5 separate regions of the Homo sapiens genome follow, and regions 1, 3, 4 and 5 are each linked to region 2. Evidence: read pairs that join two places in POLR2A ChIA-PET (ENCODE). Cell type or tissue: CD4-positive, alpha-beta T cell. All regions are shown on one strand.

The links. ChIA-PET counts read pairs that join two places held together with the same protein. Peaks named below come from ENCODE experiments on the same cell type or tissue, not always from the same donor. Only the 100,000 strongest peaks of a DNase experiment are listed, where the experiment ranks them.
Region 1: POLR2A ChIA-PET joins it to region 2 with 11 read pairs; 7 of 35 experiments call an interaction of 5 or more read pairs at or near these places.
Region 3: POLR2A ChIA-PET joins it to region 2 with 13 read pairs; 9 of 35 experiments call an interaction of 5 or more read pairs at or near these places.
Region 4: POLR2A ChIA-PET joins it to region 2 with 22 read pairs; 6 of 35 experiments call an interaction of 5 or more read pairs at or near these places.
Region 5: POLR2A ChIA-PET joins it to region 2 with 10 read pairs; 8 of 35 experiments call an interaction of 5 or more read pairs at or near these places.

The regions. Positions count from the first base shown.
Region 1 is chr5:157,169,886-157,174,885 of GRCh38, reverse strand. No RefSeq gene overlaps it. Among named protein-coding and RNA genes, the nearest start is that of GARIN3, 6.1 kb to the right of the region's middle. RefSeq lists enhancers at 2,210-2,489, 2,530-2,639. In CD4-positive, alpha-beta T cell, no CTCF peak of the experiment used is centred here; a DNase peak (open chromatin) is centred at 2,305; H3K4me3 peaks cover 708 bases; H3K27ac peaks cover 1,679 bases.
Region 2 is chr5:157,246,486-157,251,485 of GRCh38, reverse strand. It overlaps ITK (IL2 inducible T cell kinase), which reads right to left. Exons shown (of 17, transcript NM_005546.4): 16 at 2,479-2,636. Among named protein-coding and RNA genes, the nearest start is that of CYFIP2, 17 kb to the left of the region's middle. In CD4-positive, alpha-beta T cell, no CTCF peak of the experiment used is centred here; DNase peaks (open chromatin) are centred at 2,215 and 2,515; H3K4me3 peaks cover 513 bases; H3K27ac peaks cover 3,278 bases.
Region 3 is chr5:157,301,204-157,306,203 of GRCh38, reverse strand. CYFIP2 (cytoplasmic FMR1 interacting protein 2) reads right to left here. Exons shown (of 31, transcript NM_001037333.3): 7 at 3,314-3,410; 8 at 1,838-1,966. Among named protein-coding and RNA genes, the nearest start is that of CYFIP2, 38 kb to the right of the region's middle. In CD4-positive, alpha-beta T cell, a CTCF peak has its summit at 2,055; DNase peaks (open chromatin) are centred at 1,973 and 2,333; H3K4me3 peaks cover 1,876 bases; H3K27ac peaks cover 3,452 bases.
Region 4 is chr5:157,184,291-157,189,290 of GRCh38, reverse strand. All of the region lies in intron 1 of ITK (IL2 inducible T cell kinase), which reads right to left. Among named protein-coding and RNA genes, the nearest start is that of ITK, 6.0 kb to the right of the region's middle. RefSeq lists a silencer at 1-51. In CD4-positive, alpha-beta T cell, no CTCF peak of the experiment used is centred here; DNase peaks (open chromatin) are centred at 2,080 and 3,981; H3K4me3 peaks cover 5,000 bases; H3K27ac peaks cover 3,606 bases.
Region 5 is chr5:157,190,723-157,195,722 of GRCh38, reverse strand. All of the region lies in intron 1 of ITK (IL2 inducible T cell kinase), which reads right to left. Among named protein-coding and RNA genes, the nearest start is that of ITK, 12 kb to the right of the region's middle. In CD4-positive, alpha-beta T cell, no CTCF peak of the experiment used is centred here; a DNase peak (open chromatin) is centred at 1,882; H3K4me3 peaks cover 2,975 bases; H3K27ac peaks cover 4,792 bases.

The sequences.
Region 1 (5,000 bases), 77 kb after region 2:
AGATAAATGATTGCTCTCTTACTGTTACCTAAAACCCATCTTTGTTGCTTTATCTTTTGAAGTCCTACAACTCCAACCTTCTCTAGTCCGAGGACTTGCCCTTTGGATAACTCCAGGGCCCTCTTGTGTCCAGGCCAAAGACATCCTTCAATTGTCCTCTTTGGATGTGGCTTTGAAGCCCTTTAATTTCCTTGTGGTTCCCATCCAAACTTAATTAGGTTTATTAATATCCATTTAAGAATCATATCCAGAATATTTTGGCACCTACATAACTTCTTTCTTCTGAAAACAACAACAACAACAACACCTTACGTTTGCTAGAGCTATCAATTCTAAGGGGGAAAAATAGCGTGAGCACAGAGAGGTATCTGTACAAGATATTTATTGCAGTGTTTTTTTTTTTTCTTTTTTTGAGACGGAGTCTTGCTCTGTCGCCAGGCTGGAGTGCAGTGGTGTGATCGTGGCTCACTGCAACCTCCGCCTCCCAGATTCAAGTGATTCTCCTGCCTCAGCCTCCTGAGTAGCTGGGATTACAGGCATGTGCCATCATGCCCAGCTAATTTTTTGTATTTTTAGTAGAGACGGGGTTTCACCGCTTTAGCCAGGATGGTTTTGATCTCATGACCTCGTGATCCGCCTGCCTCGGCCTCCCGAAGTGCTGGGATTACAGGGGTGAGCCACCGCGCCTGGCTATTGCAGTATTTTTTTGTAATGGAAACTACTTCTCTGTGCATCAATGAGAGACAAGTAAAATAATCTATGGTGCATCCTTACAATGGAACACTACAAGGTTATGGAAACCAATAATGTATATTCATAATGTATCAACCTAAAAAACTTCAGGATATATTGTTAACATGGAAAAGGTGCAGAACAATATGTTTGGCTTGTATGTTTTTATGTTTTGTTTTTACATACAAGCCATACATATTGTTCTATACCTTTTCCAGGTATATTTTGTGTTTATATTAATGTATGTTTAAATGTACATGGTGATAGCAGGAAGTTTGTATATCAAAATTCCAGCATATAAAACTGGAAAGGTAAAGAAATGTTTTGCTTTTTAATTTACATAATTTAAAAGATGTTAAAATGGAAGGATTTTTTACTTTCCAATTTAAAATAAAAGAAAAATATGTCATTTGTCAAAAATCATTGGTTTGATTCGTAGAAGACAATAATGACTGAAATGGCTAGTAAACTTAGAGCTAATTTTTTGAAATATATATTTCTGGTAACAAAAGTAAAATATATTCTTGGTGGAAAGAGCAGACCAGCAAATAAATAAAAATTACATCTAATCTCATCCTTCAGAAATAATCAATGTTAATATTTATTTTACATTCTTCCAGTATTTTTTCAGAGTTAAATTTAATATTTACTTAGAATAATCATTTTATCCCAGCTACTGGATCAGTTACCTCCTTCTACCTGTAGACAGTTTCTGATCTTTTTTTTTTGAGACAGAGTCTCGATCTGTCACCCAGGCTGGAGTGCAGTGGCGTGATCTCGGCTCACTGCAACCTCCGCCTCCCAGGTTCAAGTGATTATCGTGCCTTGGCCCCCAGATAGCTGGGATTACAGGTGCGCACCACCACACCCAGCTAATTTTTGTATTTTTATTAGAGATGGAGTTTCACCATGTTGCCCTCGTTGGTCTCGAACTCCTGGCCTCAAGTGATCCACCCGGCTCCGCCTCCCAAAGTGCTGGGATTACAGGTGTCAGTGACCGCGCCCAGCCTGATCTTTATTTTTAATGTTAAGTGTTTTATTATGGTGCGAGTGTGTCTGTGTGTGTGAATTTAGCTGCAAGTTTCTTCAATGTAACATTAAATAAATAATATGTAAACGGAGGCAGGACATCTCATGATTTGTAAACAGAGCAAAACAGGGAGTGGAGACAGTGAAGTTGTCCTAAGCCTGTGTGAGCAGGGAAGGATTCCGCTTGGTAGTGGGGCCAAATATGCTGAGCAGGGAGCAGGAAAGAAGCAAGACAGGATGAGAGATAGGAGGGGGAAGACAGGCGGTGCTAGTTGGATCATCATGTTGAGAAATAAAATTATTTTGATCCCCTGTCTGACTTCTTTTTTGTATGTATACCAGTTCATTTTCCTTTTCAACCCAAGGCAGAGAGGCAGGCTGATTTGCATATGGTCCTCAGGGGAAGAGTTAGGTGACTGTAGTCTTTTCAGAGCCAGAAGATAAGGCAGAAATCAGGTTGGCTTCCTGAAGTCCTAGGTGCCCCAGGCTGACCGCAGCTCAGCCCACGCCACCTCTGCTGAGCAACATTGACATAAAAGCACTGTGGATTGTATTTTAGGCCAGGGGATTTACCCAGCCTGTACATGCTGTGTATGGTATGGAAATCTCCCCACCCTCACATCCTGCCTAGCTCACAATGCTCCCCTGGGCTGCACACTCATTGAAAAGGCTATATATAGCTGTCTACTTCCCTTGCTTTTCAAAATCATAGATGAAGAATAAAAGTTATTGACTTGAAACCACTTCCCACAATGCACGTTTAGACTTCAGCCTTCTATAATCTTGTATGTCTGCATATACTGTGCCTTGTATATACTGTTTTGTGTTATCACTCTTCACAGCTCTTCAACCTTAGGCTCACTTAAAATGTATGCAAAACTATCCTTAGAATTGTGATTTTGATTGTTTTTCTTCTTAAGAAACAATTATTGTTGGTTTTGAATATAATGGTAAAGGGTATTAGAGTCACCGTTCATTCAACCAATTTGTTATCACTCTACTGTGTATTTACTTGCCCTCCTGTTTTCTTCTGTTTTTTCAGTGTGTGTTCTACTGATTGTAAGCTCTCTAAAATTTGGATTCTAGCTTATCCATGCTCTACCACATTCCTCATCAAGAAACATTACCCAAAACTTGTAAATAAAAATCAAGTAAAGCAGGCAATATGTACTTCTGATGTCATATTAAAGCCTTGTTTAACATGCCTGCCCAGGGATTATTTAATTATCTAAGAGAATGATGGAAGACAATGGGATTGGATCTATAAGTCAAGACTGACGTGTTGCTATTATCTTCAATAACTTTATTGAGATATGTTTCATTGACCATAAAATTCATCCATTGAAAGTGTATAGTTTGGTAATGTTTGGTATATATTCACAGAGTTGTACAGCCCTCTCAATTTAATTTTTAGAACATTTTCAACACCCTAAGAAGGCTATCCATGACTGATGAAAGTCTTACTCTGTGAAGGGAATGTCCTAGAAATGAAGTCTCCATCTTGCTACTTCCCTGAGAGAGCAAGTTGACCCAAGGTAGCTCCTACTACCAGTTCCTTTCAAACACACACACACACACACACACACACTCATACGCACACATACGCACACTTTAAATTTCTCATTAAATAACATATGATGTACCACATATGCTATTTTGCGACATACTTTTTTGTGTGCCCAGTATCTCAGGCCAAGCAACTTGCTTTTTTACTTGCTAATATTTATTGGAAATTGTTCAAATCAGCATACCTAATAGTTGCCTCAAAGTATGCATGGTGGCTGAGCACTTCTCATTACTCTCACTGCTATCACACACGTCTTACCCCAAATCATCTCTTGCAGGAGTTGCCCCGTCTCTACTACTGTCTTCCCTGCACTTCTACAATCTCTTTTTAATATGGTGACCAGAATCATCTTCTATATTTATGGTTTGGATCATCCACCATTCAGAGCAAAGCCAAAGACCTCTCAGAGCGCTACAAGGTCTATCCAACATGATCTGCTCATCCACCACCACCCCAGTTGCCTCTCAGCCTCATCTCCAACGACCCTCCTCCTAATTCACTCTACTTTCATCACTGTAGCTTGCTTGGAGCTCCTTAAACATACCAGGCATGCTCTCATATCAGGGTCTTGGCCCTTGCTGCTTCCTCTGACTGAGAAGCTCTTTCCCCAGACATCTTCATGGCTTCTTCTCTGATCTCCTTTATGTCTTTGCTCAAAGGTCACTTCTGGGCCAATCACAGTGGCTCACTCCTGTAATTCCAATGCTTTGGAAGATTTGAGGTGGGAGGATCGCTTGAGGCCAGGAGGTTGAGACTAGCCTAGGCAACATAGCAAGACCCTGCCTCTGCAGAAAAATTTAAAAACTAACAGGGTATGGTGTGGTGCACCTGTAGTTCCAGCCACTTGGGAGGATGAGGCAGGAGGATCACTTGAGCCCAAGAGTTTTGAGTCTGCAATGAGCTGTGACCACATCACTGCACTCTAGCCTGGGTGACAGTGTTGGGGGAACCTGCCCCCGATAGTCACATAGGTTCTTTTCTATTTTCCCTAAGTGTTGGCCAGTCTGAGAAATAAAGGGACAGAGTACAAAAGAGAGAAATTTTAAAGCTGGGTGTCCGGGGGAGACATCACATGTTGGCAGGTTCCGTGACATCCCTGAGCCATAAAACCAGCAAGTTTTTATTAGTGATTTTCAAAAGGGGAGGGAGTGTATGAATAGGGTGTGGGTCATAGAGATCACATGCTTCACAAGGTAATAAGATATCACAAGGTAAATGGAGGCAGGGTGAGATCACAGGACCACAGGACCAGGGCGAAATTAAAATTGCTAATGAAGTTTCGGGCACGCATTGTCATTGATAACATCTTATCAGGAGACAGGGTTTGAGAGCAGACAACCGGTCTGACCAAAATTTATTAGGCAGGAATTTCCTCGTCCCAATAAGCCTGGGGGTGCTACGGGAGACTGGGGCTTATTTCATCCCTACAGCTGCGACTGTAAAAGACAGCCACCCCCAAAGCGGCTCTTTCAGAGGCCTACCCTCAGGGACACATTCTCTTTCTCAGGGATGTTCCTTGCTGAGAAAAAGAATTCAGCCCTATTTCTCCCATTTGCTTTTGAAAGAAGAGAAATATGGCTCTGTTCCGCCTGGCTCACCGGCAGTCAGAGTTTAAGGTTATCTCTCTTGTTCCCTGAACATTGCCGTTATCCTGTTCTTTTTTCAAGGTGCC
Region 2 (5,000 bases):
TTCTCTGTGAAAGACACTGTCAAGAGAATGAGAAGACATGCCACAGACTAGGAGAAAATTTTGCAAAACACATATCTGATAAAGGACTTGTATCCAAAATATACAAAGAACTCTTAAAACTCAACAATAAGTAAACAAACAACCTGATTGAGAAATGGGCAAAAGATCTGAATAGATATTACCAAGAAGATATACAGGTGGCAAATAAGCATATGAAAATGTTCTTAACATCATATGTCATTAGGAAAATGCAAGTTAAAACAACAATGTAATATGACTACACATCTATTAGAACCACTGAAATCCAAAACAATGAATGCTAATAAGGAACTCTCATTGCTGGTGGGAATGTAAAATAATACAGCTACTTTGGAAGACATTCTGGCAGTTTCTTAAAAAGTTAAACATAGTCTTACCATATGATTCAGCAAGCATACTCTTAGGCATTTACCCAATTGAGTTGAAAATTTATATACAAAAATCTGCACATAAACATTTATAGCAGCTGTATTCATAATTGTTTAAAACTGAAAGCAAGCAAGATTTCCTTTGGCAGGTAAATAGATAAACAAACTGTGGCATATCCATACAATGGAATATTATTTAGCAATAAAAAGAAATGAGCTATCAAGCCAAAAAGACATGGAGGGACCTTAAAGGCATATTACTAAGTGAAGGAAACCAGTCTGCCTGAGCACTCACACTTATAATCCCAGCACTACGGGAGGCCTGAGGTGGATTGATTGCCTGAACTCACCTGGGCAGCATGGCAAAACCCTGTTTCTACCAAAAATACAAAAAATTAGCTGGGCCTAGTGGCACATGTCTGTGGTCCCAGCTACTTGGGAGGCTGAGGTAGGAGGATCGCTTGAGACTGGGAGGCAGAGGTTGCAGTGAGCTGAGATTGCACCACTGCACTCCAGCCTGGGTAACAGAGTAAGACCCCATCTCAAAAAAAAAAACAAAACCCCACAAACCCAAACAAACAAACACAAAAACTGAAAACAACCAAGATTTCCTTTGGTAGGTAAATAAATAAACTATGATATATCCATACAATGGAATATTATTTGGCAACAAAAAGAAATGAGCTATTAAGCCACGAAAAGACATGGAGGGACCTTAAAGCATATTACTAAATGAAAGAAACCAGTCCGAAAAGCCTACATGCTGTATGATGCCAATATATGGCATTCTGAGAAAGGCAAAACTATGAAGACAGTGAAAAGATCAGTAGTTGCCAGTGGTTTGGGGATGAGGAGAGGGATAAATGGGTGAAGCACAGGAGATTTTTAGTGCAGTAAAACTATTCTGTCTGATACTATAATGATGGATACATGAATTTGTGAAAACCTACAGAACTCTACAGCACAAAGACTGAACCTTAATGTAAACTATGAACTTTAGTTAATGTATGAATAGAGGTTCACTAATTGTAACAAATGTATCACACTCATGCCAAATGTTAGTGAACAGGGAAACTGTTCAGGTGAGGTGGGCATATGAGAACTCTGTACTCTTTGTTAAAAAATAAAGACTATTAATTTAAAAAAATCAATAAATGATGGTTAAAAGAGGGAAAAAGTGCCAACTGAATGTCAGCCATCATTATTATTATTGTAGCTAATCCTTATGAAGTGGATAAGATTTGTTTTATGCCCTCCTTTATGTCTCTATTGTTTCTTTGTTTCTGATTATAAAAGCTCTATGAACTCACAGACCAAGCATTATTTAATTCTCTTAACAGTAAGAAAAAGGAAGTTCAGAGAATTGTCAAAGATTAATGGCAAATAAATGGTAAAGCTGAGACAAAATCCTAGTGTTCCAAATTTTTTGTATTCCACCTTGTTGTCGTACAATGATCAGAATTTTTATTAATTCTCTGTTTCAGCAACTTTCCACTTTGGCTGAAATGTATGATTTTCTAACTCAGCAAAGACAGCAAAGACTAAGACTCATAGTGATGGGGCTCAAGCCATGGCCTGCAATCCAAGGTTGGGGTAAATGAGCCACCTGGGCGGGTACAGAGGAATTGGCTCCCCATTTTAAATGCAGAATGAATAAAATGAACTCAAATTAAGCCATTTTAATATTTTCATAGTGCAAGTGAACTTTGTTCCCCAAGTTATAGAACTAACTTCCTGTGCTTTTAATGGTTTTATGATGTTACAGACTTTTTTTCTCTTCTCAGAAAATCGAGAAGGAAGCTGGCATAGGCCACACCCCATCCTCCTCTCTGAAGCTATGCTTATAGCTTGTGACATTATGTAGCAAACCAAATAATATTTAAGGTCGCCTTCAGCTCCTTTAGGGATGGGGGATCTATCCCGTTAACAGATCCTCAAAGTCATGTTGTTGCTAATCTATATTAGTTATCCCTCCTGCCTCATCCTTCTGAGAGGGTTCCTTTCTCTAGGGAAGGAGGGAGGTCCTCAAATTGTATACGACAATGCATGGGGAAGCACTTCCTCCACTGACCTCTTTCCAGCAGTGATTCATAATCTGGTAGACGTGTGTGGAGGCCAGCCGGGGCTTGTACAACCGAAATCCGGTACTGATGTCTTCCACCACCTCTGAGTTGCTTCGGTTTTCATACGGGATTTTGCCTTCACTGAAAACTTCCCACATCAGCACACCTACAAGAAATGGTGAGCACAGCACAGTGAATGACAAAGCCCACAGACAGCAAACAAACCAACCTGCCTCTAGAAATTACAGACTCCTTGCATTAGGATTCATGTGCTACCTCCAGAAGTGCATCAAGTCTACCTGAGGCTTATTAGGCCTGTCCTATTTTTAAAGAACTGAAATTTCCCAACCTTTGTAGTGGAGAAGGATTTTCAAGATGGACCCTTTGTTGTACCAAACTCAAATGCTACAACTAAGAGTTGTAGACTCAAATGCCAAGATGCAGGATGTAAATGAATGGAGTGCAGGAGGTGTGACACTATTGGGATTGGGGAGGATTGTGGAAAATGAGATAAACAGTTCTGTCTTAAGGAGACAGCTATGATTTGACTCCAACCAAAGTATGGCACATGAAAATGAGGGATCAGAATTGGCACATTTTCTGATTTTTTTAAAAAAGACGTCAAAAATTAAGAGTTGAACTTCTTGAATTTAAAAAATGCCATGTAGACCAAGCAAAACACATCTTTTGCTTGTCTATTTTTGACCTCTGATTTAATCCCTTTCTTTTCCTCTTCTGCCCTTGGTAGAAATGTGACACCTAGCTTTGTCTTTATCATGTGCTGATATATTCACAGGTTGTCAGAGCAAGAAGGCTGCTTGCAAATCAGCTAATTCAGAGCTTTTCAAAGGTTGTTCCAGAGAATCTTAGAGTAGACATTCCCAAAGCATGATCCCCAAAACACCTGAATAAAAATCATCTCAGAGTCTTGTTCAAATGGCAGATTCCTGGGCCCTAGCCCAAACCCAGTGGATCAGAATCTCTAGATGTTACTCAGAGGTGCCTCAGGAGTTGGAAATTCAGAACCTGACCCTAAATAAGAATGCTTATCACCCCAAGACACCATAATTTTTAGTGAAAATTTTTTTGAAAATGTGCCGATGCTGAAACATGGTTTCAGAATGATTGCTTTAATACACAGATGAGAAATGTATAGATAAAAAAATTGAGCAAAGTACAAAGAGGTTGACTTGTTCTGAATAGCACACTGCTAATTAGGGCAAAGAAACTTAAAACGTAGGACAAAGTCCAATGGGCTGATGCAGGCATGGAGTTTTCAGCTCATCCAGGTTTCTGTTGCTTAGGCTGGTACCCCCAGTTTTTTCACACTTTTTTCCATTGATCTCTCAATTCTGCATCCATCCATCAACCTCATTTCTGGACTCTCTTCAGATAATATATCCTAGACAGGGACTAATTTCAGCCCAACCCTGTAATGGTAATATGCCCCAGGAAATTCCCAGGCTGACACCCTTTGGCTGAATAAACCCCATTCAGAGTCAGAAGGTGAATGTGCTAAAGTGGCCATTGCTCCAAATGTCTCATTGTGGGGCCCTTGCTTGCTTGGTGCAGTGTGATCAGTTTCATCACCCATAGTGAGATGACTGCACATCAGCCCCAACCTTCCTAGTTATACACACTGGGGAGAGGGGAGTCATCCAAAAATGCTGTTAGTACAATTTCTTTCAAGTCCATTCTGTAACTTAAACCTGGTTAACAAAGTAGCTGCAAGGGTTGGTTAATAGGGTACTGTTTTAAGAAATAGGTAGGACTCATAATGAACAAACCACTTGGCTCCTAGAGATGGATAGACTAAAATGCTGCAGAAGATTTTTAACACTCATTCTTCTCCTAAAAGATTTACCTAGCCAAACTCCCCCCTGGTTTCTACTACTAGTAAGCCCTTGTCAAACCCTTCCTTCATACCGAATGGCAAAAATCAATCTTCAAGTAGTTTCTGTCCACAGTATAATTCTTGTAATCCAAATCAAAGAGGTTGTCTGGTATATTTTTTTGCACACTTTAGTATGCACAAACTATGACTTCAGGTGACATGGCAAATCCAGCAAGAACATTTGGCACATCCTGCAATACCAACATCATTCATCCCTTCATGGCCATTTGCACTTTTTAGAAATTCTAATTCCTTATGATGGCCTACCAGCTTCATTGCCTGTTGTTCTCCCAATAAGTCAGTACCCCTTGTTCTTTGGATGCACCAAGTTTTTGCACTTGCTGGTCCCTCTGTCAGGGACACTGTTCCCTGGCTCTTCAAATGGTGACAGCTCCCTCCTATCATTCAAGTCTCTGCTGAAGAATTACCTTCTGAGAAAGGCCTTCCCACACCACACTATTCAAAGCAGACCCTCTCTCTATCCTAGTCACTCTGCCCCATTACTGTTTTATTTTATTCATAGCACCTACTTATGATTGCCTGGCTTTATCTTCTATCCCTTAGCTTGTTTATTATTATTATTGTTTATGACTGTTATTATGATCTTTTGTGATTTTCTGTCTCCCCTCCCATCTC
Region 3 (5,000 bases), 55 kb before region 2:
AAAACAGGAGCACCAACACAGGGCTGGGATTCTCAGAATAGCAGGAGAGACACTGAAGGAGAAGAAAGGAAAAACCACCAGAACATTGAGAGGTGAGGATCTGGGACAGAATCAAAAGGGGCTCTGCAGCGTGTATAAAGAATGGGAGAAGGCTGTTCATGTCAGTGCTACAGCTGTGGGGCATAAGTTAGAGACAACCTAAGCTAACAATGGAATAATGGCTAAGGAAGGCTTATGGAAATCACATTATTTCACAGCAGCATAACATAGCCAAATAAATTTAGTCACATGAGATAAAATGGATACATGGTCATGCAGATTGCAAATTTTGAAAATATATAAGCATAGAAAAAAAACTTAGAAGGACGTACATAAAAATGCTGAAAGTAGGCCAGGCGCAGTGCCTCATGCACGTAATCCCAGCACTTTTGGAGGCCGAGGCGGGCAGATTGCTTGAGCCCAGGAGTTCAAGACCAGCCTGGTCAACATAGGAAGACCTTGACTCTACAAAAAATTTTTTAAAAAAATAGCTGAGTGTGGTGGCATGTGCCTGTAGTCCCAGCTACTCAGGAAGCTGAGGTGGGAGGATCGCTTGAGCCTGGGAGTTAGAGGCTGCAGTGAACCATGATTGTGCCACTGCACTCCAGCCTGGGAGACAGAATGAGACTCCACCTTGGAAAAGAAAATGCTAAAAGTGTTAACTCTTGGTGAAGAGATTGTGAGAGATTTAAATTTTTTTATGCTTTGCTGTATATTCCAGATTTTCCAAAACAATACATATGACAATTCTGGAATGAAACGTGTGAACTGATGAAACAATTGTGATCACTTTGGCAAAATGTAGCAAAAGCTTGAAGATTTATTTTGTTTTCTAGTATGGAGGTTCTTTAAAGAACTAAAAGTAGAATTACCATTTGATCCAGCAATCCTACTACCGGGTGTCTACCCAGAGGAAGAGAAGTTATTGTATGAAAAAGACACTTGCACACATGTTTATAGCAGCACAATTCACAATTGCAAAAATATGGAATCAACCTAAATGCCCGTCAACCAACAAGCAGATAAAGAAAATGTGTTATATATATACATCATGAAATACTACTAAGCCATAAAAAGGAACAAAATAATGGCATTCACAGCAACCTGGATGGAGTTGGAGGCCATTATTCTAAGTAACAGCAGGAATGAAAAACAAAATATTGTATGTTCTCATTTATAAGTGGGAGCTAAGCTACGAGGGTGCCCAGGCATAAGAATGATATAATAGACTTTGGAGAATTGGGGAAAAGGCAGGGAGGTGGGTGAGAGACTACACTTTGAGTACAGCATACACTGCTTGGGTAACGGGTGCACCAAAATCTCAGAAATTACCAGCAAAGAACTTTTCCATGCAACAAAAAGCCACCTGCTTCCCCAAAAACTATTGAAATAAAAAAAAAGATTTATTCTGTTTTTCCCTTTGAGCCAGCAATTTCTCTTCTAGGAAGTTTGCCTTGACAAAAAGATGTGCACAAAAACTGCTACAAGGGTGTTCAATGAAGTTTAGCAAACAAATATCCAACCACAGGGGATATGTTACATGACAATGTTCCAATACAACAGAATACTTGGCAGTCATTACACATAACATTGTAGAAATAGCCTTAATGACATCTGGAAAGGTGACTACGGTATATTATATTACAGGAAAGGAACAGGTTACAAACCATTATGTGCCGTAAGATCTGTATCAATGTTTAAGAAAAAAGAAACATTGTTTTTTAAAACGGATTTTTAATAAGAAGAAGGTGAGAGGGTAAGCCCAGGCTCCATGGGTGCGGCCTCAGGGGAGTTTTACCTTGAGGAGCATATGTTTCTCACTGGGAGTCAGGTACATCTTGTTCTCGTAGTAATCCACACAGATGTTGACAATGTCAGCCAGCAGCTCCTCATAGCCTGGGATCACTTCAAGTTGCTGGTGGAGACACTGAACAGCAGCGCCACCCTCAGGTTAGGCAGCGCATGTATCCTGTGCCCTCACCTGCACCCCTGCAGAAGCCCTACAGCTGGCCGGTGTGGTCCCCGCTGATGGCCAGGAATCACAGCTCCAGGGAGGCGAGGCTGCATGCCAGCTGGCACCTGATGCCTGAATCCTCTCCTTGATGTCCCCACAGTACTCCTGCACACCTCCCATGGCAAGGAACTCACCCCCTATTTTATTCCCAGGCAGTTCTGATGGTTAGAAAGTGCTATCCTGGCCTGAGCTAAAAAGCAGCTCAGTTTTACAGCAATAGGCTTCTTGTCATTTCAGCTCAGCTTGGAGGATGTGGGCTTATCTAGGATGTCTTCTCAGACAACGGCAGCAAAACCCCACCCAGGGGAGGAGAGCTGGCGGTGGGGAGGGGGGCAGGTGTCTCCCTCTTGGCAGGACACAGCAGTAGAAAAACATCTATTAGAGAAGGGTCTGAGGTCCCCACCCTAGGCCCTTTCTCTCCAAAGGGACCAACCAGGCCCCTGCAGGGTATGCAGAGGAGGGCACTGCTGGTACTTCCCACAGGCAAGAGAAAGAAAACCTGAGGCCTCAGTTACTGAACAGCTTTCTGCAGTTAACAAAGAGTGGCAAGGGCCCTGTCAACCCAAGGGCCTCCGTGATATGGATTTGAATGTGAACACCCTTGGAAGATGGAGGATCCCCTCAGTTTTGGCCTGAGTCCTGCAGATATTCTTGCTAGAGACTGTTTAGGCTGAAGTGACAGTTATGCTTGTCTTGCTTATGTTGGGCAAAATGGGAAAATGGCAGCTGAGGGGTGTACCCTGGCAAAGCAGCGGCAGCAATAACAGCTATGTCTTCCTAGGCCCTGAACATCTGTCAGGATCTGCATGCTAAGGACTTTTCATATACTGGTATCATTTATTTCTCACAACAGTCCTATGAGATGGGTTCTCATAATATTCTCAAAATAACAGACCCATTTTACGGATGAGGAAACTGAGGCTTAGATTGGCCCCAAGTCTGACAGAGTGGGTCAGTGGTGGTCTAGGATTACAAAACAAGGCTGCCTAACTCCAGACCCCACGTTCTCAACCCTGATGCAGGGTCAGAGCACTGGCTGAGAGGGCTTCACGAGCATGACAACTGGAGAGGGTGAATCGGCCACCTGGGGTTGGGAGGACAGACTTAAGTCCTCAGCTACATTTCACTCTCAAGTAGGGCAGTGGAGATGGAAGCTGCAGACTGAGCTTGTCTGCTTGGGCTCGTGGTCCACCCAACCTCTACACGCCTGCCTATAACCCCGAGACATCAGGCCAGGCCTAACAAGGAGTCTGCCCTCACCTGGGTGATCCTGTTGTGGTTGGCCAGGAACATGGAAAGGTTCTGCGACTCCTGGATAGACTGGGGATCTGCCATCTTCCGCAGGAACTGTGCTGCCCTGAAACGCAGATAGTGGGTGCTGCAGAGAGGACTGTCCAAGTGCAACGGCCTAAACCATGCCTCACGGGCTCGCATGCCCACCTAACACAGAGTGACATCATCCTGGAAGTTAATGAGCTCTGAATATCCCAGGCAACACTAATGTCGAAACAGAGTGTGTTCTGAAGTCATTTGCTTTGGGGCTGTCTACACCCTTGTAATAAGGGCCCCTTAAATTAAAAGGCAGGAATGTACTAAGAATCTCTGAAATCTCAGAAAGTTTAAGGGGAACTAGCATCCCATCAACCAGCTGGGAGTGGTAAAACAGGAGTGAAATGATCATCCTTGTACCCTCCTGTGACCTCCAGTGAGGCTGCATAGTAAGTTATGGAGAAGCAGTGCAGGTAGGATGCTAGAATGCACCTGTTGTGTATTCTGTTATTTACAGGAAAACTTCAACGTTTCCAAAGCAAAGCATTGTATGGAAAACAGAAGGCTATGGAACCTCACAGAATCGCAGGTGATGGGATGACGGGCACAGGGAACACAAGCAGGACTTGATGGGAGAAAGCTGTGGCTGCCTGACTTCCCAGCCTAACATGGGGATGGTGCCACCTGTGTCATCATGAACTGTGAAAACAGACAAGACACCCCACCTTGCTCATGACCTAGCTGGGCGGCAGAGGATCTCATTTGTGGCCATGACAGAAGCAGGCTGGCTACAGGTGGGGAAAATTTGATAGAAGATATTATGCAATAAGCTACCCATAAAAACTTTGTAAAGTTGTCACTTCTAAGTCAGCCTTGAGATGGGGCCCAGCCTGCTGGACACCACCAGATTTCACAGTTGACTTAGGAGGGTAAACTTGTGAGAATCAGTCTGTTTTCTCTAGTTACCTTGCAGCCCAGGAAGATGTCATTCAAGGAGGGTCTCTCTTTATCAGAGACACAGCAAATCCTTCTCAAGAGACTTCTGGGTGGCTGTATACTGGTTTCTGGAATGACTCCTCCCCCACTTTCAGTCCTCTTTTTTGTTTTAATTTAAAAAAAGAGACGGGGTCTCATTATGGTTTCCAGGCTGGTCTTGAACTCCTGGGCTTAAGTCATCTGCCTGCTGTGGCCTCCCAAAGTGCTAGGATTATAGGTGTGAGACCCTCTCCTGGCTAACCTTCTTCTTCTTAAGAGCTGGCAGAGACCCTGCACTCCAAAGGCAAGCAACCATCCCATCAGGGTGTCTCCACCTCTACACCTCCAGTGACTGATAGAAGGTTTAGCATATGACTCAAGCTGATCAAAGGCAATCCTCCCTGGGACTTCCATGAAAGTATTTGGAAGGAGAAGCATCCTGTCCTTCCTTAGAAGCTGGGATTGCTGCACTGGCCTGAGGAAAGCTGCTGGAAGCCACCACAGACCTGAGAATGAAGCCAATGTAGAGGAGGAGGTTGACCTGAGAGCTGGAGGCACTCAGGCTAACATTGTCATCTGAATGCCTGTGTGCAGGTGTACCTGGACTTTCTGTGAGCCAATTCATTTCCTTCTTTTACATACACTGTTTGAATTGGCTTTATGATTCTTGCAGAAAATGACTAATGTAACCATTTTGTGATGA
Region 4 (5,000 bases), 62 kb after region 2:
GTACCAGTCCCTGAACAGTAGGAATCAAATCTAATTTTATTGTGAGAAAAGAAAATATCAATACAACGGTTATCTCCATAAAACATTAACCTCACATTACACAGGCAAAGATCAATTCATGATGACACTCCATTAAAACAGATGCAAACTGTGCATGTCTCAATTGCAAAGTACTTTGCTTGGGCCCTTTCTTGTCTCTGTGTGGCTAGACAAGGCCCACATTTTTAGCTTTCAGATGCTTTTCTGAATGCAACATGAGTTATGTGACCTTCATTCATTCCCCGGATATTTACTGATCACCTACTACAACTAACCAGTGCCCAGAACTGTTTTAGATGATGGTGATACTGTGATGAAGAAGACAGTCAAGATCTCTGCTCTCATGGAACTGCCCTTCCATTAGATGGACAGACAGAAATTAAACAGGGAAGCAGATCCATAAACCTAACAAATAAATGCAGATACTAAGGTATCTATGTGCTTTGAAGAGATGGGAAATAAATCAACAACAGAATTAGCCAGGCGTGGTGATGCACTTCTGTAGTCCCAGCTAGTCGAGAGGATCGCTTGAGTCTGAAAGGCAGAGGTTGCAGTGACCCAAGATTCCGCCACTGCATTCTAGCCTGGGTAACAGAGCAAGACCATGTTTCAGACAAACAAGCAAACAAACAAACCCTCCTGCAAAAATCTGGGGTGTTTGAGACAGTGGAAACAGCTAATGCAAAGATCCTGCATCCTGAGAATGAGTGCCATTTTATGTGTGTGTCTCACTTGTCTCACCCTAGTCCTGGCCCTGTACAAAGGCCCTGCTGAGACCTTGAGCTTGGAGTGCTTATGGTTCAGGAAGAAGGCAGATGTGACAGAAGCACATAAAGGGAGTGTGGTGTGAAGTGAAATAAAGAAGGCAGGCTGGGACCACAGGATGAAGGGTCTTGAAGGGCATAGTTGAGAATTTATTTAAATACCCTAAATAGCCATGGAGGGTTTTAAGGTAGAAAGTAGTATCTGATTTAAAATTTTAAGGTTCATTCTAGGTGTTGTGTGGATAACAGACTGTAAAAAACTTCAAATGCCAGCAGAAGCCCAGCTGGAAGGCAACTGAATGACATGGGAATGAAGAGAAGAGAGCCCATGACTGCTCAATGTCACAAGTAAAAATGCCTGGGTAGTTTTAAGAATATTATCTGCATGGCGAGGCATGGTGGCTCATGCCTGTAATCCCAGCACTTTTGGAGGCTGAGGCAGGAGGATTGCTTGAGCCCAGGAATTTGAGAACAGCCTGGGCAATATAGTGAGACCCTGTCTCTATAAATTTTTTTTTTAAATAGCCAAGGATGATGGTGCATGCCTCTAGTCCCAGAAACTCAGGAGGTTGAGGCAGAAGGATCACTTGAGCCTGGGAAGCTGAGGCTACAGTGAGCTGTGATCCCACCACTGTACCCCAGCCTGGGCAACAGAGCAAGGTTCTGGGTCAAGAAAAAAAAAAAGAATATTATCTACGGAGGCTTTAGCTGTAAAAGGCAAGGAAGGAGGGGTAAGACAGGCAGAGGAAAAAGGAGAAAAGAGTTGCTTAATTCTCCTAAAAAGAGTTGAGGGCTGGGACCCGGCCCTCCTGCTAGTTCCTACATGTGCCTTTCTGACCCAGCACTTAAAATTCCAACCACCTGAATATCTGAATCTTCCTCTTCCTTGTTCAACGATAGGCCACACACTACTACCTCCAGGGAGTCTTTGTTACTTGTTTCTACACCCAGTAATCTCCCTTTTGAAGTCCTATGTCACTTGCCTTGGTCTCTATTATTTGGGTATTGAACCTTCTCTATTTGAGCTTCGTTTGTGTCTCTAACCTCTCCAGCTGAATCTATACCTTATGTCCTTACTCCCTCCTTTCTTTTCTCCCTTTCTCCTTTTATTCCCTCCACAAATGATGCATGAGTGAATAGTGTGTGCCAGACACTCTTGTAGACACTGGCAAGGCCATCTTTATCAACTTGGGTGCCTGCTCTCATAAAGCTGATAGTTCAATGGAGGGTGAGGTGGGGAAATTACATTAATACATCATCACATTAACAAATGAGTAGTTACAACTTCAGCATGTGCTGTGAAGAAAGGACACCTGGTGCTGTGGTAGAACAGGACAGGAGGACATGACTTAGTCTAGGGACATCAAGGAAGGCTTTCCCAAGTAAGTGACACTTAAAACGGAGGCTTTAACGTTGAAGAAAACCTGGTGTGGTTGGATTCCAGAGATGAGGGAAAGTGAGACATGAGCTGAGACAGACGAGACCATGTGTTAGATTCTGCTGGTGTCCATCGTTAGGGCAATGGGGAGAGCCGCTGTAGGGACACATCAACGTCTGATGAAGGTCATCAGGACTTGACTACAGTCACATGTGAAAAGCTGGTGCTGGTTGCCATGTGGAGGATGAAGTGGCAGGCAGGGGTGAAGCGGGTGCAGGGACAACATGAGAGGTGGTAGCAGTCCCAGGTGATAGATATGCTGACAGTCCCAGGTGAGAGATATCCTGTGGGAATCTGGGGAGATTCTAGGAGAACTTTAGGAGGCAAAGCTTGCCAAGGCTCTCTCTCTCTCTCTCTCTCTCTCTCTTTTTTTGAGACGGAGTTTCACTCTTGTTGCCCAGGCTGGAGTGCAATCGCACAATCTTGGCTCTCTGCAACCTCTGCCTCCTGGGTTCAAGCAATTCTCCTGCTTCAGCCTCCCGAGTAGCTGGGATTACAGGCATCTGCCACCATGCCTGGCTAACTTTTTGTGTTTTTAGTAGAAATGGGGTTTTACCATATTAGCCAGGCTGCTCGTGAACTCCTGCCCTCAGGTGATCCACCTGCCCCAGCCTCCCAAAGTGCTGGAATTACAGGCATGGGCCATCGTGCCCGCCTCTCTCTCTCTCTTTTTTTTTTTTTTTAAGACACATAGCGGGGCTTCTTGAAGTGAATAAAGACAAGGATTTGTCCTGGGGCATTTGTGGAAAACGTAGAGGTCCTAAAATATTTCATTGCAGAAGACCCATTTGGCAGGGGGTACCAATTTTCAGGACTGTCCTTTACACTGGGGACTTCAGAGCAAGAATGTATTGCATACTGTGTAATAACCCAATGGAATCCCTGATTACCTATGAGTAACAACTATGGTAATAAGTACTATTTATCAGAGAGTAATGTAGACTCTAGAGACGTGGGACATCAGGCAAGTTGTTTAAACCCTCTTTGTCTCAATTTCTTGACCTACAAATTGGGGTAATAACAGTTCCTAACTTACAGAGTGGTTATAATGGTTAGGTGAAATAATTCACATTTTTGCACAGTGTTGGACATGTAGTAAGTGCTCAGTAAATGTTAGTTACTATCTTATGAGAATAAAGGTGACCTCCATCTTATTAAAAGGAAATAAGATCATGAAGGAATGTTTAATTATTTTATTTTATTTTTGAGACCAGGTCTCAGCCTGTTGCCCAGGCTGGATTACAGTGGCATGATCACAGCTCACTGCAGTCTCAACCTCCTGGGCTCAAGGGATCCTCCCACCTCACCCTCCTGTGTAACTGGGACTACAGGCATGCAGCACCACATCTGGCTTTTTTTTTTTTTTTGTGGAGACGGAGTCTCACCATGTTGCCCAGGCTGGTTTCAAATTCCTGGGCTCAAGTGATCCGCCCACCTAGGCCTCCCAAAATGTTGGGATTGCAGGCGTGAGTCTCTGTGTCTGGCCTTGCTTAATTATTTTAAAAACATAGGCCAGGCGCGATGGCTCACATCTGTAATCCCAGCACTTTGGGAGGCCGAGGTGGGCAGACCATGAGGTCAGGAGTTCGAGACCAGCTGGCCAATATGGTGAAACCCCGTCTCTACTAAAAAAAAATACAAAAATTAGCCAAGCATGATGGCGCGCACCCGTAGTTCCAGCTACTCAAGAGGCTGAGGCAGAGGAATCACTTGAACCTGGGAGGCAGAGGTTGCAGTGAACCAAGGTGGCACCACTGTGCTCCAGCCTGGGTGACACAGCAAGACTCTGTCTAAAAAAAAAAAAAAAGATAGCTTTTTAGAGAATTGCACAGCATTATATAATTTATACAAAATCACACAGATCAAATGTGAGCTAGTTTTTGACCCAGATCTGTCTGATTCCAGAAGCAGTGTTTGTGATCACTAGCAGTAATGCTTTCAAAAGCAAGGAAAGGGGACCATCTCCCCACCTACCATCTTTAATTTAGAAAGGATGCTTGCTGCAAGCAGGAGATGGTTCTGTTGCTAGATAAGACTGTAGGCTAAAGGGAAAAGGCCATGAGGAGTGGAGACCCTCACCCAGATGCTTACTGGAATGGTGATCTTGACTGTTTCTCTTGTTCCATGTAAATGATAATGCCTCCCACATCATAAGGAGCACAGCACACTTGATCCCTAAGGGGCAAAGAGTCATCAAAATAGGAGAACCTTTCCAGTTCTCCAGAGGGGCTTTCAGAAGACCAAGGTGGTGCTTGGGCAAAATTGTGAGTAATAATCACCTTACCATGTAGCAATTGGTAAAAAGCTTATAACATACTTTTCTCATGAAATACTCAACATCACTTGAAGTAGGTAGTGTTGGGGTCCTTACTTTACAAATAGGACACAGGCAGAAAGAGGTCAAGTGTCTGGTCTGAGATCCCACATCTAGAAAGTGGCCACGTGAGCCACACCAATCTATGATGCTTTATTCCCATTTAGGCTGCCTCTTCCATCCTGTGCTTACTCAAAGTGCCTGAGGCTCTCCATTTTCCCTTTACCGCTGAAAAGGATCCGATATCAGTCACATGCAACTAAGTATGCTGTTTAGTTGGTGGCTACCTCTCCAAGGATCATTTGTACTTAGGCTTGCCGACGGTGTGCTGGACTCGGCTTGTACTGGCCCGAGGTAGCTAATTGTTAAGTTTTCAGGAATCTGTGAGCCAGCAGACATCACATTGGTAGTTTAAAATGGGCCATGATGGGAATATTTACACCAA
Region 5 (5,000 bases), 56 kb after region 2:
GAGTATGTTACTACTATTTAAAAAGGAAGAAAAGAAGAATGTTTATTAGTATTACAAGTATATGTATAAAGTATTATTGGAAGAACTTATAAGAAATTAACTATCGTGGTTGCTGTGATGTAGGACAGCAATGTGACTTGGGACAAAGATGGGAGATTTGTTACTGCATAACATTTTGCAACTGTTTTTTTAAAATTATTGAAATGTGCCACATGGCGAAAGGCCATTATCTGAAAAAATAAAAATAAAATTATGTGAATGTATTATCTCTTTAAGGATTAAAAATTAGTCTGCATTTTTCACAAGATCGCCAAACAAAAGTGACTATTAATACACAGATATGAAGTCCAGCAGGCACGGAGGCAAGGGGACAAAGATTCATTCCAACAGCAGTTAATTATGTGTTAGGAACCAGTTATATAAATCTGAAACACAGTTGGAAAGCAACGTGAACAATACTAACTTCATGTTATTGAGGTTTACAATGAGCTTGTTTGGAATTAGAACAGCCTTTTCTTGGATTGAGAGAAATGTGGGTTCAGTTTGTGGCAGGAGGCTCATTTGCTCACTGTGCTCTGGCAGAACGTGGGGGCCTGGGATCTCTTTTGACCATCTTCCCTGCTCCTCTGTGCTTATATCTATTAATGGCAAAAACCACAATTACTTTTGCAGCAACCCAATATCTTCAAGTGCCCTGGACTCTGTGGATCACCTCTGCGTCTCCAAATGTCCAGTGGAGGTTATTACATTTCACTCTTGGAACTACTTAAAAGCAAATTATAATGAATTATGATTCATGTTGTTATCCCAAGGATTCAGTGCTCCCAGGCTTCAGTTTCCAACTTAGCTTGGCAATTTCTACCATACCCTAGTTCCCTCAAATAGTATTGTCTGCTCAATAGTATTCTTTCAATTGACTTATTTTTTCCACATAAACAAATTTATTCTAGGAGGAAACTTTAAATTACCACCATAAATTTTAAAACACTTATTTCTAACATAAATTATAGTAGATACATAACTATTAAAGACATGTTAAAACCAGATTTGTCCATGTGCCATCTTGTGTGCTCCTGATAGTACCCCACTTTGGGAAACACCAAATTGGATCATTGTCATGGAAATGGCCTCAGCATGGATTGTGGAAAAGGGTGAGGTTTGGTATTAGCTCCCTCAAACTCCCTTTCTGGGTCACTTCGCTAGGCTAATACTTTCCTCCTGGTACTCCTTGTATTACCACTTTGGATATAGCTTTCCCAGAATGTTATTCCCAGAAAAGGCTCAATAAGTGGCTAATGCTGCTATTAGTTGTTAATCTGGAAAATTAAATAGTGCTGAGGCGGATACAGCATCTTTCCTTGTCAGAGGCCACCCCAGGAACAGATCCTCAGGTTTACAAGTCCAGGAACTCATGTTTGTCAGCCCATAGAGTTCAGGTGAATGGAAACACACTCTGCAAAGTCACCAAAGACTGGCGAATTCACAAACTCGCAGCGAGAAACTGGCTGAGATGCTCGCAGTCGTGAAGGTAAGTAGAATTACCTTCTTGCAAAATGTAATTCTACTTGGGTAACCACAGAGATATCAGGACAGGTCACACTAATGTATGTAGGAGCAAAGTATAGGGAATCCTTATGTCCTAAGGCATGCTGTTGCCTTTACACTTTTCACTTTGCTTCCTTGGGTAAATTACTTACCGTCCTCGTAGCTCCATTGCTTCCTCACCAAAACAAAATTTTACTTTTATCTTGTTCAAAGAATTGTAAGGAGGAAATGAGAAAATACTTAACAAAGTGTTCAGTCCTCTTCTTGTAGTGATGCTAACTATTGTGGTTTTTTAAAAAAAATTGTTGCTGTTGATGATGTTTCTGCTGTCTTTCGGGTAAGTCTGCTGGGCAATCTGGAGCAAGCCTGCTGGTCCCGACTCAACACCTCTATTGGATTATGTTAGAAACTCACCAACAAATCCTTGCCCCAACTCTGCCTTTTCAGCTTCTATTAAAAGACTTATCAGACCCAAACAAGCTTAGATCTGAAAATGTCCATTGAAGAACATTTAATCCAACTTTTAATATTCGTCCTATATGTGTAACCTAGATAGAGATACTTAGTTTCTATAAACCTCAGCCTTCTCATAAATGACATGGGGATAACAATAGGATAACATAATGAATGTGGTTATTGTGAATATTTATGATATAAGACATATAAAACACTTAACCTTGATGCTATGAAACACAGCGAGAACTCATTAAATATTGGCTGTTATTATTTCAGATTTTGTATTGGTTACACATGAAATGTCTGACTTCATTTTTAGGGTGCGTTCTTGGGGTCATGCTTGTATTTTGACAACATGCTTTCTCATGAGCCACACAGTTATTAATCACCCTAAAGGTATTACTTCCTGGAAAGATTTCCATGTTTGGCTAATCTCCATCACTTTTTGTGAATTCCTGATATAATTGGCAGAGATACACAATTTCCACTTAAAAACAAAGAGAGATAGGGTCTCGCTCTGTAGCCCAGGCTGGAGTGCAGTGGTGCAATCATAGCTCACTGCAACCTTAAACTCCTGGGCTTAAGCAATCCTCTTCCCTCAGCTTCCCAAATAGCTGGACTATAGGTGTGCACAACCATGCCCAGCTAATTTTTTTATTTTTTGTTTTTGTGGAGATGGGATCTCACTATGTTACCCAGGCTGGTCTCAAACTCGTGCCGTCAAGAGATCCTGTAATGCCAACCTCTCAAAGTGTTGGTATTACAAATGTGAGCCAAGTTTCCATGTTTTTGAACTGGAAGAGTCTTTAGAAATCATTCAGTCCAACTTTATAATGTTAGAGATGAGGACAATGAGGTTTCAAGGTGACTTTCTAAACTGGCTTTGTCTTTTCATTTCTACTATTCAATTTACATCCCAGGGGGAAGGGTCACAGAGTTGGAAGATAACTTGTTGATCCCTGAAAGTAAGGGACAGGCCAAGGGGCATAGGGTTCTGGGCAGTTTCCCTGCCCTGCTTCAAGCAGAGAACTTCCACTTCTCTCTGTTTTATATGTGGGGATGGTGATGGCTTGTATAATTTTATATTAAAATGTTTTTTAAATTTTGAAAAAGCATTGATCAGCTGAATCCTTTGATTTTATGGACAAGAAAGCTAAATCCCAGAGAGAGTAAAGAATTAGCCCGGTGACCCGGGTCCAAATCTCTTTTCTATTAGGCTGCCCTGTTGTTCCTTGCTCACCTCATCCGCTTTTCTGGAATTACAGCCTGAGAATTTCAGTGTCATAGGCCCTGTCTAAAATTAAAACTAACTTCTACGGAACAGTCAAAAGTGGCTCCTGTGACACCTTCTTGTATTTCATTTGCTCCTTGATAAGGTGTTTCATGACCTAACCCAAAGAGCTCATTCATGGGAACCTTTCAGACCACCCCTACTCTGTGACAGTCAGTTCGGGCATTCAGGTTTTGCAGAGTAGGAGACCTTTTGGCACCCCTTAAATCCAACTATGCAGGTGGTGGGTTCATCTACATACATGTGACACTGACTTTAAACCAAACCATCTCACCTATGTATAAAAGATCACGTATTTTCCCCTCTCTCTCACTAAAACATTCAAAATGGAGTACTTGAAAATCACAACAGTGAGATTCTTTTGTTTCTATTAGTTCCTTTTTAGAAACATAATCTTCTCTAATGGTTCTGAAAACAAACATGGTGCCGCTTTTGGTGGCCCACACACTGCTTCTTCAATCTCTTTGGAAGATGATGTAGCAATAAATGATCAAGACCAGAAAATGTTCTTATCCTGTGACACAATTATCCTATTTGGGGCACTCTATCCTAAGAAGCTGATTTTAAAAATGAGACAGCCCTATATTATGTATACTGCTTTTTTTTGGTGTTTTCATTATACCTGGAAACAACCTGAATGTTGAACCATAGCTAACAGATAAGTTCACCTATTCCTCCACGTATATAAAATAGATAAGCATGTTCTTGCAATGAACTGACTCAACCATTAAAAAATCATATATATGAAAAATGATTACTTTGGAGGCATTGTAGATATATGGAAATACATTTATATGAAAGAATAGATAGAAAAGTAGAATATAAAATTGTCATGCATTATGATTATAACTCTGCAAAAGATACATCTGCATGAGGGAAAAGACCAGTGCTGACACAGATAGTAAATTGATGTCTTCAGACCAAATTATAGAAAACATTCTGAATGTACTTGGTTCATTAATTTTTTTTGACAATATGAGGATCAGAATATTCCTTGCTCTGTCTTGAGATTAATCAAAGCTGATTTAACTCAATTCTAATTTGGTTTCAGTCTTTGCTGCTACTGTCTATCTGAGCTCAGTGTTGATCCTGACGCAGGTTATACACCAGGCACTTTCCCATCAAAACATGGAGTGAGATGATTCTGGACAAAGTACCCCCAGGAAGAAGGATGCCACAAAAAAGTTAAAACATAAGACCACTGCGGAGGTTGCAGTGAGCCGAGACTGTGCCACTGCACTCCAGCCTGGGTGACAGAGTGAGACTCCGTCTCAAAAATAAAAAAATAAAATAAATAAATAAATAAATAAAAAAACATAAGACAACTGAAGAACAACTCGTAGGATGGGACACTACACAATGGCCCAGGAGACCACTGCAGGAGACTGTACCCAGCTTCCTGGCTTCTATTCTTGGCCATTGTATAATCTGCTGACCCCATAGCTGTCAGTTCACTTCTAGATGGAGGGACTCACACCCACTGCTTCAACCTTGGAAACTTTTCATGGGAGTTGGAATCAAATCCAAACTCCTTGCCATGATCCACAAGGGCCTGCAGAGTTTGGCTTCTGCCCCTCGTCTTGTGCCCCTCTCTTGAACTCTGCATGTTCAAATCTCTGTTCCTCACGCAAGCCAAGCTTTTTCCTTCCTCAGGGTCTTTGTACTTGCCGTTCCCTCTGCCCAGAATGCTCTTTCCCATTTCTTCATT